Linked DNA regions of Homo sapiens: region 2 is linked to region 1. Evidence: read pairs that join two places in POLR2A ChIA-PET (ENCODE). Cell type or tissue: A673. All regions are shown on one strand. Links, peaks and the distances in the headings refer to the core of each region. The heading gives the core; the rest is flanking DNA. Region 1 overlaps DLG2 (discs large MAGUK scaffold protein 2). Region 2 overlaps CCDC90B-AS1 (CCDC90B antisense RNA 1).

The links. Peaks named below come from ENCODE experiments on the same cell type or tissue, not always from the same donor. Only the 100,000 strongest peaks of a DNase experiment are listed, where the experiment ranks them.
Region 2: POLR2A ChIA-PET joins it to region 1 with 7 read pairs; 1 of 35 experiments calls an interaction of 5 or more read pairs at or near these places.

The regions. Positions count from the first base shown.
Region 1 is chr11:83,777,652-83,783,038 of GRCh38, forward strand. The region is part of intron 18 of DLG2 (discs large MAGUK scaffold protein 2); the gene reads right to left. Among named protein-coding and RNA genes, the nearest start is that of DLG2-AS2, 140 kb to the left of the region's middle. In A673, for the core only: no CTCF peak of the experiment used is centred there; a DNase peak (open chromatin) is centred at 2,430; H3K4me3 peaks cover 843 bases; H3K27ac peaks cover 2,164 bases.
Region 2 is chr11:83,358,692-83,364,078 of GRCh38, forward strand. All of the region lies in intron 1 of CCDC90B-AS1 (CCDC90B antisense RNA 1), which reads left to right. Among named protein-coding and RNA genes, the nearest start is that of CCDC90B, 75 kb to the left of the region's middle. In A673, for the core only: no CTCF peak of the experiment used is centred there; a DNase peak (open chromatin) is centred at 4,780; H3K4me3 peaks cover 498 bases; H3K27ac peaks cover 430 bases.

The DNA.
Region 1 (5,387 bases), core at 244-5,243:
CTTCTACTTGAATTAAACTTAAAATCATTATTGAATGTTTCAAATCCCATGGTACACAGAGACAGCAAATTACACAGATACAGATCTTTCCCCTTCTTCCGAGTGGGTGAAAGATAATTTCTGTGTGTTTAAAATGTATGGGGAAAAAAGGAAACATTTAGAAATTACCTTCTTGTAATAATTGTTATTTGATGGCATGTTTTAATCAGAAGACACAATAAACTAAACTTCATAGAACATCAGCTGGAAAGGGCCTTAAAACTAATCTCTTGAACCACCTTAATTAACAAACAATGGAATCCATGTTCAGAAAAGTGATATGACTTAGGCGTGCTCAATAAAGTTGCAGAGTGAGGGACAGGACGAGAAAAGTGCCTCATTACTCATTATTAAAGTTGAGGACTGACAAATAGCTATTCAAAGAGATGTGAGGGTAAACTATACTGGGCACCCAGAATATAGAGTGAAGTCAGAAAGTTTTAAAGCTGTCTTGCTTTATAGTCCTCTTTGCATATCTCTGTGCAACATTCTTTTACAGTTCTCTAACACCCTGAAATTCCTTATCAAATTGAAGGATTATCTAGTGAAGATCTGTGTTCATTTTGTAATACTTGTAGAGTCAAGAGTAGTATTAGAACCCTTTATTTCCATGCATTTGATCTGGGTGTTGCTAATGATAGATGTGAATCTAAGAGGTCTCCTTGTTGTCAAAATGTCTCTAGCACAAGGATTTATTTGGCTTTTTCCAGTATTAATGAGTGACTGATTTATGTCACTAAATGTCAACATACCCCTCAAATAATATAAAATCACAAGATGAAACTGTCAAAGATAAATATACTTTATTACGGAATGAAAGTTTTTATGGGGATGTTCGGAACTGTAATCATACAATGAGAGGAGGTTATATCTATTATTAACCTATAATCAGCTTTGTAAATATTTTTAACCCCTTTGATATGAGTTAAAGATGCACCATTCCCAGGATAGATAATGAGATGAAGAGAGTTTTCTAATTTAGGAGTTAGGAAGTGATACCTGCTTTTGTCCTTATTATATTACTCGAGGTCAAAAACTGGCTGTTAGGCATGGGGAGAGGTATGCAGCATGATTAATTATTAAGGAATCTGGAAAGGACCTTTCATGAATGAATCTGCAGACTGTTCAGGAATCATCTTTTTAGTCATATTCTACGCTGCTATGGGTTAGATGGAGGTTGGGGAGGAAACAAAGGCAACTAGGAGAAGGTTATTAAAAGGATACAATAAGTGAAGAGACTTCCTGGGAAGTGTCTAGTTGCTGGCAGAGGCCTTTTTCTGTTAGTAGAATGTGTACATGTGTGGGAGAGAGTTGTGGAGAAAGAAATGTCTAAGCAATAAAAATCTAGAGTCATGTAAAGTTTTATTTAAGTTTCTTTCCTAATATTTCAGTACAAATTAGAATATGATAACTAGATTAATTAGAACATAATTAATGTAACATATTAGGTGAAATTTAATACTTGGCAACAAAGAGTATCACTAAAGACAAGCTTATTGATAACAGATAAATGAATGGATAAGCAGCTGGCTGGCTGGCTGGATAAAGGGTGTGCACGAAGAAGGTAGGATGGAAAGAGAAAAACTGTAATATATTTGAACTACTTGTTGAAAAAAATAACTATTTCCAGATTTGTGGCTATTTTAAAAATTAACAATAGTTGCCTACACTTACAATAATGCTGTCATGTATACATCATTCAGTTGTGATACAGAAACAATAGCAATTAACAACAGTAACATGCTAGAAATGAAAGTGATGCAGTATGCCCGAGAAAGTGGTGAGGCTCCCTCAGAAATTTTTTGACCCCTTTATGTCCATTTGATTATAATAATCTCATTGCATTCCATTCCTTGGGCTATTAAAGCCACTCCCCATCATGAGCTACTACAGTAAATTTTAAAAATCAAGGAAATTACTAACTGCTCAGCTAGCCTCAGCTTTAACAGCTATACCAATTTTAAAATATTAAACGGCTTTCCTATCTAGATGCTGAACTTTAGTTCCTCCATATGTGAAATGAGTAAACTTGACAAGATTATCTTTAAGGATTCTTAAAACTTTTAATTTCTATTTCTTAGTGATTCTAGTTAAACTACACAGAATCTATCAAGTTAACTAGGTCGTGCATTCATTTCTCCTTATGTATTAAAAATGCAAAGAAAAGATGTAATGTTAGCGACAAAACTTTCAAGTAATGAAACTTATGCTTCTATCTCACCTAAGTTGGAATTTGCACTAGAAAACTGGTCTTGTCCAGTCCAAGTCGTGTACGGTACTTTCTGTTCTGAAAGCTTACTTAAATGTTCTCTGATGATTCTGATGCAATTTCTGATCAAGATCCACAGCTGGACTTTAAAAATCTTTCCTGGGTATTTGTGATGCAGTTACGTGAGTTGGGAAAATGTTTCAACATGCCACAGCTGCTCATTCATATGCATAAGCCTACATAGATGTTGATTTAAAGAAAGAAATATGTCTTGCATTGTAAGTATGCTTCTTGGATGGCGTATGTACTTTCATTTCTGAGAACCTTCAGGTACAGAAGGTGTCCATATTTTTCAAGGGATAAATTGCATATTCATGTCAAGCTTTCATTATATCTTTGACCCCATAGAGAAATGCACCGTGGTGTCCAACTGTGGTTTAAGCTCTGTGACAGTGGTTACCCCAAATAACATCAGAGTTTCACTTATTGCTGAAAAGAATAGTTTTCCTTCTGAATTAGCCTCACAATTTAAAAGGAGTGAAACAGATTATTTACATGAGTTTCTGCATTAAAGTGTGGTAAGCTATTCAAATTTTCAAATTTTATAGTGAAGCCTTAATGACTTTCCCTTGGTTCATAGAGGCATCTGTGAGGATAGGAATCAATGTTACTTCATCCCAACTCACTGCTTCTAAACTCACTTGCTGTAGAGGTCATAACTAAAGGCAATGAAGCCCGAATAGGTTCATTGTCTCACTAGCTGAGGAGTTCTAGCAAGACTTATGAATTTGCTTGATATTGGTATTTAGATGGGCGGGGTAGACAAAGTAGAGCTGAATGGCACATGAACTTCTTAGATCTCCTGCAGTTTGACCTATCCCTGCTAAAACCACTGAGCCATGACCAATCATTGGGTGACACATGCCAGAAATCAAATCTAGTGATGCAGCCTCATGTGACTTTGCCCAGTTCTCCAGGTAGAGGGAGTCCAACCCAACAGTGACAAGTGACAATTTTTGCAGGGTCTCCAAGTATGTTAGGGCAACGCCTCACAAACTCTAATGTGCATACAAGTTATCTGGGGAATCTTGATAAAATGCAGATTCTGATTCAGTAGGGTTGGGTTGAGACCTGAGATCTTACAATTCTAAGAAGGCTCTCATTTAATATCTATGCTTTTGGTCTGTAGACAACATTTAGTAGAACAAAACTCTAGAATAATTCATTTCTTCCTTCAGATGCCTGCATAGCTTACTCCCTCATTTCTTTTAGATCTTTGTTCAAATATCACCTTATTAGCATGGCTTTCTTGCCCACTATATATTTCTCTGTCACTATTGTCTTTCTCCTGCTGCTTCTTTCTTTATACTACTTATCACCATGTGACACATTTTACATTTATTTGAGAGGGGCTTTTTTGGTTCACTGCTTTGTTATTTCCTTATAACATGGACTGAGGCATAATAAGTATCCAGAAAAAAAATACCTATTGATTGAATGAATGTATAAATGAATAAATGAACCATGTGGTCACTCTGCCACAATTCCATAAACCAGACTACACTTATGAGTCTCCAGGCAATTATCAACTCTGCTTTTTGGGCTTTTCTTTTAACTCCAGTACCTTATTAAAGAATAAAGGGTGGATGAAATCAGGTCCCTTCACTATCTACCGAAGTTCCTCATCACTGGTAAGGACTGTACCATCCACGACTTCTTTTCTACCTGCAGGCCATTCTGAAATCCTGGCAGTCTCTCCAACAATGTCCTGAGAAGTCATATTCAAGGCAAAAGAATTTGTGGTTCTCACAGGGACCACTTGGCTCTTAACTCCATTTTGAGCTTTATCTAATACTAGCTACTGCCTACCTAGTTCTCCAAGTCAATATCTGTGGCTTATTATTTCAAACCTAATCAGTTATCTCACAATAAATGTAGATATTATTAGAAAGAAGGCAGCAAATACAGATCAGATTTACCCTGATCTGACTTGGGGAAATGCTGTGTTATCTTTTTTGAAAAATGTATAATTAGGTTGTAATCAATTCCCTTTTTATTCATCAATGGTGTCAAAGTTGAGTTTCAGAACTTGAAAAAAATGTTAGTGCTTTAATCATCTTATCTTTGTGCTATATTTCAAAACAACAGCTGTAGATTTTCTGCAATGCAGGGGAAATGGAGTTTATCTACTAGGGTTGCTAAAGGTTTTATGACTGAAAACCAAAAGGCACCATCTAAAAACTGTGTCAACACCAAATGTCCAAACCAGGGATTCAATTACCATCTCTGAATCTAATATAAAAACCCATGCCATTCCTTTAATAATTACTCAGCAAACATTTCTTAAGCACCTACTATTAATATATGTCAACACACTGAAAACATTATATTGCATTTAAATTAAGAGCAGACCCATTCAATAACTCATTAATAAACCATAGTCAAATTCATATTGCATGGATTAACACAAGATATAAAATGAGTGACAGAAGGGTCTATCACAGCTCCTAGTGCTGTCTAGGAGCTCACTCGAGTGGAGAGGTGTGCAAACTGTCATAATGGGCACACCAGGTGTTTACATACAGTTTTGGGGAACTCAGATAAAGAATCAATTAATGCTGACTAAGCAGATTAAAAATGGCTTTGTAGTGGAATTGACATCTGTGGGCTCTCAAGATGAGTAGGAATCCTGCAGGTGGAAAGGGAGAAAGGCAATTCTGGGTAGAGGATTCCACAGAGCAAAGGCATAGTTCAGGAACAAGTGTAAGAGCAGACAGCAGTCCTGTGTAGCAGGGGTACAATGAGAAAGGCTGATACTGTGGGTGGTGGAGGGGTGAGTGGGGTGAGTTGGCTGGGAATATATTGTGAAAGACAAGGAGTTAGTGCACAGGGATCTTGGTGTCATATCTCTTAGAAAGATAATTCTGAAATCAAAGGGGAAGGTTTCTGGGAAGGGTAAGGAAAGGGAAGGGGTACCTGTGGGTGCACATGTGTGTAAGACATTATATTTCCTTCTGTGAAGTGGCATTACAGCAACTTCACTAACTGGGTATAGGTAATTAAAGGTTTGACAATAATTAACTTTGCATAGTGCTTAAATGGAATTATTATTGAAGTACAATGTATGTAATCCTCTTGA
Region 2 (5,387 bases), core at 253-5,252, 420 kb before region 1:
TGGAGATGAAATTTAGCCTTCCAGCTGCCTACTTCATTTGCTCCAGGTACAAAATAATTTGAGTCTTTTTCTTACTAAAAATCAAGATATTTTCTTTCTTTCTTTCTTTTTTTTGAGACAGAGTCTCGCTTTGTCGCCCAGGCTGGAGTGCAGTGGTGCGATCTCGGCTCACTGCAAGCTCCGCCTCCTGGGTTCACACCATTCTCCTGCCTCAACCTCCCGAGTGGCTGGGACTACAGGCGCCTGCCACCACGCCTGGCTAATTTTTTGTATTTTTAGTAGAGAGAGGTTTCACCATGTTAGCCAGGATGGTCTCAATCTCCTTACCTTGTGATCTGCCTTTCTCAGCCTCCCAAAGTGCTGGGATTACAGGCATGAGCCACCATGCCCAGCCGGACTCAAGATATTTTCATAAGCAATAACTCAATTTTGAGAGATAATTATCCTTGGGGAGGGAGGATTAGGTACATCCACATATATTTCTAAAAATTGAGATATGCTCAGTCCATTGTAACTGATAACAGGAGCGGGAGGGCACTCCTACTGCACATGCTGAGCTGTGATAGACAACAGATTCAATTTCCTTTGCAATCCTCTAAGTTGGGTCCTTTACAGTGGTGCAGCATGAAGAGTCTTGGGCTCAGCATCAAAACTGGGCTGTGCGGGAGGCGGAGCTTGCAGTGAGCCAAGATAGCGCCACTGCATTCCAGCCTGGGCAACAGAGCGAGACTCCGTCTCAAAAACAAAAACAAAAACAAAAACAAAACACACAACTGGGCTGTGGTTCCAGAGTTGGGTATACAACTTGCCCATTTTGTGTTTCAGTGTCAGCTTCAATAAAATGAAGGGAGTTGGACTATCTGACTGTTTAGATCTCTTCTAGCTGAAACAATATTTTCTAAATCTAAAATTCTGGACATTTGCAAAGGATTAAGTAAAGCATATTAAATGTTACAGGTCTCATTCTATTTGTTTTATCTGCTGAATTTGTTTTTTTTATAAGGCATCTTTTTGCTTTCACTTTTTTCCCTTCTTTGAGGGGGTGTTCTTAGAGTTCGTACTCTGCAGAATATTACATGTTGTTGACTTGCTGATTAATCTTTTAAAAAAAATTTAACATCTATATGGTGTTTTACACACTCCAAAGCAATTTCACTGTCATTATCTCACTCAGTGTTCACAATTAACCCCTGACTGGAATGATATTATTGATGCAATGGAAAATGAGTGGGTTTGGGAGTCAAAGATCCTGAGGCCAAATTCCAGTTCAACCCTTGTAAGTTAACGGAACTTGGGAAAGTTCCTTAACTTTGCTGAACCCTCCAATTTCCTCATCTTGAAAACCAGGAAGATGGTAACAATAAAATGGGTTTTTAGGTAAAGCACTTAGCAGCCTAATAGCTCAGCTTTTCCTTTAGCTTAGAAGAAAACTGGGAGGCCAGAAAGGTAAAGGACTCTCCTAGGTTAACAGCTGCTTGGGACAATCAAACTAGAGGAAGATAAGAGGTGAATCAAATTTAATACACCTGCAAAAACTGCATTTTGTTGATATGGTTTGGCTGTGGCGCCACTCAAAGCTCATCTTGAATTGTAGTTCCCATAATCCCCATGTGTTGTGGAAGGGACCAAATGGGAGGTAATTTAATCATAGGGGCAGCTACCCTCATGTTGTTCTCATAATGGTGACTGAGTTCTTACAAGTTCTGGTAGTTTCATAAGGGGCTTTTCCCCTTTTGCTCCTTCTCCTTTCTGCTATCACATTTGCTTGCCCTTCAGCCATGAAGTTTTCTGAGGCCTCCCCAGCCCTGCAGAACTGTGAGTCAATTAAAACTCTTTCCTTTATGAATTATCCAGTCTCGGGCAGTTCTTTATAGCAGCAAGGGAATAGACTAATACATTTGGTTTTCTCATACTTTTGTGTGAAAAATAAGGAACGGGTGCATTTAATAACTGGAAAGGGACTGTGGAGAGTGCTAGTTTGTGTAGGGAGCTCAGGAATTCTGAAACTTCTGGGTGGCCCTATCATTCATCCTTGCATCTAGTGAGCACTGAAAGCGCATATACTGTTTGCAAAAAGATCTGCTAGACCTCCAGGAATAATTAAAAAAAAAAAAAAAAAGGTGGGAGGGATCTGGAAGTTATAGCAAGGCCCTGAAGGCACAAGATTTTTCTTTTCTCTGTACTTTGCTGAGGTGAGGGAGTCCATCAGGCTAATGGTAGATGCTGGGTAGATTCTTAAGTCATTGGTTTATTCAGAAACTATGTTGGATACTATAGGCACCAGTTCTTGTCCTCCTCAAGTTGCTGATGGTCTAGAGCGGACAAGGCAATGACCCAGGAAAGACATGAATGCTCAAACAGAGGGATAAGAAGGGTGTTAACAAAAAAACCATGAGCTCTCTGGAGAAAAAGGGGAGAGCTGTATTTTCTTTTCTTTCTTTCTTTCTTTCTTTCTTTCTTTCTCTTTCTTTTTTTTTTTTTTTTTTTTTTGAGACAGGTTCTTGCTCTGTCACCCAGGCTGGAGTGCAGTGGCACGATCTCAGCTCACTGCAACCTCTGCCGCCTGGGTTTAAGCGATTCTCCTGCCTCAGCCTCCCGGGTAGCTGGGATTATAGGTATGCGCCACCATGCCTGGCTAATTTTTGTATTTTTGGTAGAGACGGGGTTTTGCCATATTGGCCAGGCTGGTCTTGAACTCCTGACTTCAGGTGATCCACCCACCTCAGCCTCCCAAAGTGCTGGGATTACAGGCATGAGCTACCGTGTCCAGCAGACAGCTTTATTTGCTTTCTTTCTTTTTTTTTTTTTTTTTTTTTTGAGACAGAGTCTCATTCTGTCGCCCAGGCTGGAGTGCAGTGGCGTGATCCCGGCTCACTGCAAGCTCTGCCTCCCGGTTTCACGCCATTCTCCCGCCTCTGACTTCCTGAATAGGTGGGACTACAGGCGCCCGTCACCACACCTGGTTAATTTTTTTTTTTTTTAATTTTTTTAGTGGAGACGGGGTTTCACCGTGTTAGCCAGGATGTTCTCCATCTCCTGACCTCGTGATCCACCTGCCTCGGCCTCCCAAAGTGCTGCGATTACAGGCGTGAGCCACTGTGCCCGGCCCGACAGCTTTATTTTCTATAAAAAGCAATCTGCAGATTGGGGAGATGCAGCCTCCAGGGTCAAGTGAAAGCATGCTCAGAGGAGAGGTCACGAAGTAGGAGATTATAAAGGCAAAAACTTCAGAGTAGACGAAGAGAGTCAAGGGAGTAGGAAACAGAGTATTGATTGGATGATCTTTAAGCCTAAAGTCACCAGTCTCTCTTAATTGGTTGGCTGGTTCCAGGTGGCTGGTTGGTGCCAGGTGACCTATTTGTAGACAGTTGGGTAATTTCCAACAGCTTGTATCTCTGCACCAGCGTCAAAAACTGGTTTGGCTTGATTGTAGAAAACTTTTTTTGTAGAGAACTGCATCTGTAAATACAGTTTCTACACTTTTACAGTATCTTTCCGAGAACAGAGAGTATGTGACCACTTTCTCACCCATGAGGCCATGGTCACCTCATTCTGTTTTAACTTTGAGCATCTCAGTTAGCCACAGGAGTCTATTTTGTCTGTCACTAGGTGCATACTTTAACAAGGGAAAGTGCTTCTGTCTGGGAAGATCACATAGACTTCCCAGAGAAAGTGATATTACAGCTGAATCTTCAAGGCTTAAGAGAAGTTTACCAGGCTGACAAGAAGAGAAGTCTTTCCAGTTAGAGGTGAGACAAAGCCTAGAGTATTTAAGGAACCACAAATAGTTAGAAATTTTTAGGGAAGAAGAAGAGGCAAGACTAGAGAGACAGGTGGTCAGGGTAAGATCCTAAAAATTTTAAATAGAATATTAAATTACATTACCCTATATGTAAGGAGAAGCCAGTAAGGTTACAAAAGAAGATAATACATCTACTGGGCCTCTCTGAGAGATCCTACAGACCACCACTCAGAAATGGACTCGGGTGTGTAAGAGTGGGAGCACGGTTTAGGAGGAACAACTGGAAGATTAAACAAATGCAAATTAATTGAAAATTCTAGTCACCCGAATGGTACGTAATTTTTAATTATTTTCCATACAAATTTAGAGGGAAATAATGCACTTTGCAAACACATTTCTATTTTGAAGCAGCTGTGGTTTAGTAGGCTGAACTTGAAACCAGTTTACATTCTGGCTTTATCACTTATAATCTACATCACAACAGGAAAGTTCCTTAAATTCCCTGCCTTAATTCCATCATCTGTAAAATAGAAATAATGTATCCTATCCGTAGGGTTGTCATGAGATTAGGATAATGCACATAAGGGTTTCTCATTCAGTAGTTAACCTGATATATTTTTATATAAATGTTTTTATTTTAATTTGCCAAATTAAGAAGTCAACTCTCTGAACATATTTAAATATGACTTAGAGTGTTCAATCTATAACAATTTGATTTGCACATGACATTCCAAAAACACATTTATTCCTTAAAATGAGACTTGATAGCATCCTCTTTGTAGTTTGTCTGTCCCTAAAGACAAGATTCTTAAAATGGTAGGTGGGAGAAAGAAGAAGAAGGAAACTAGGCAGGAAACTGTTAAATCACTAAATTATATGTTTTATCCTATCATTTGAATCATATGGTGACACTTAACCTTTCTAGCTTTCCTTTGATTTTTCTCTTTATCGCTCCAGTCACCTCAGACAAACCAATTAAATTTCATAAACCCTTTAAGGATTAAGTGTTCCCAGCATAGCCTCACTTAGAATTTCAAATGAGATGCTATCTTCTCAGAGCTTACTCAATTGTTCCTTTATCAACTCCTGTGATTTCCTAATGTCAGTCATTCGGCCAGCCTTATTAGGTAATTTCTATTCTTAGTGGGTAGTACAAAGAAGAGAAAAAGACAAATGTTTCAGATGTGGAATTAACAGTCTGGGCTCTGTGCAAAGCCTCCTGCAAAAAGGGCTTTCTCTCTCTACAGTCGAATACCATCTTACAATCTACGAATCACTTTGTAGTTTTTAAGGTGCTTTTAGAGACACTACAGTTTTTGATCCTCACACAAACTCTCAGTGTATGATAACCAGTATCTTACAAATGAGGAACTGTTGCTTACAAAAGGTTTGTGACCTACTTAAAAAATTCAGAATTAGCAACAGGCATGATTGGTACTTCAACCCAGGTCTCTCTGACTCTTAAGTCCAGTCTCCTGAAACACAGTGGTGTGAAAAACTGAGCCTGAGAGACTTTAATGAAAAGTCAAAATATTGTAAATTTATTTAAAGACCTATTGTAACTGATGCAAATGTATGAGCAACCTCTTCTCTGGTAGAAATGAAAGTAGACTTCTTGAGTTACTATAAAATACAAGTACAACTT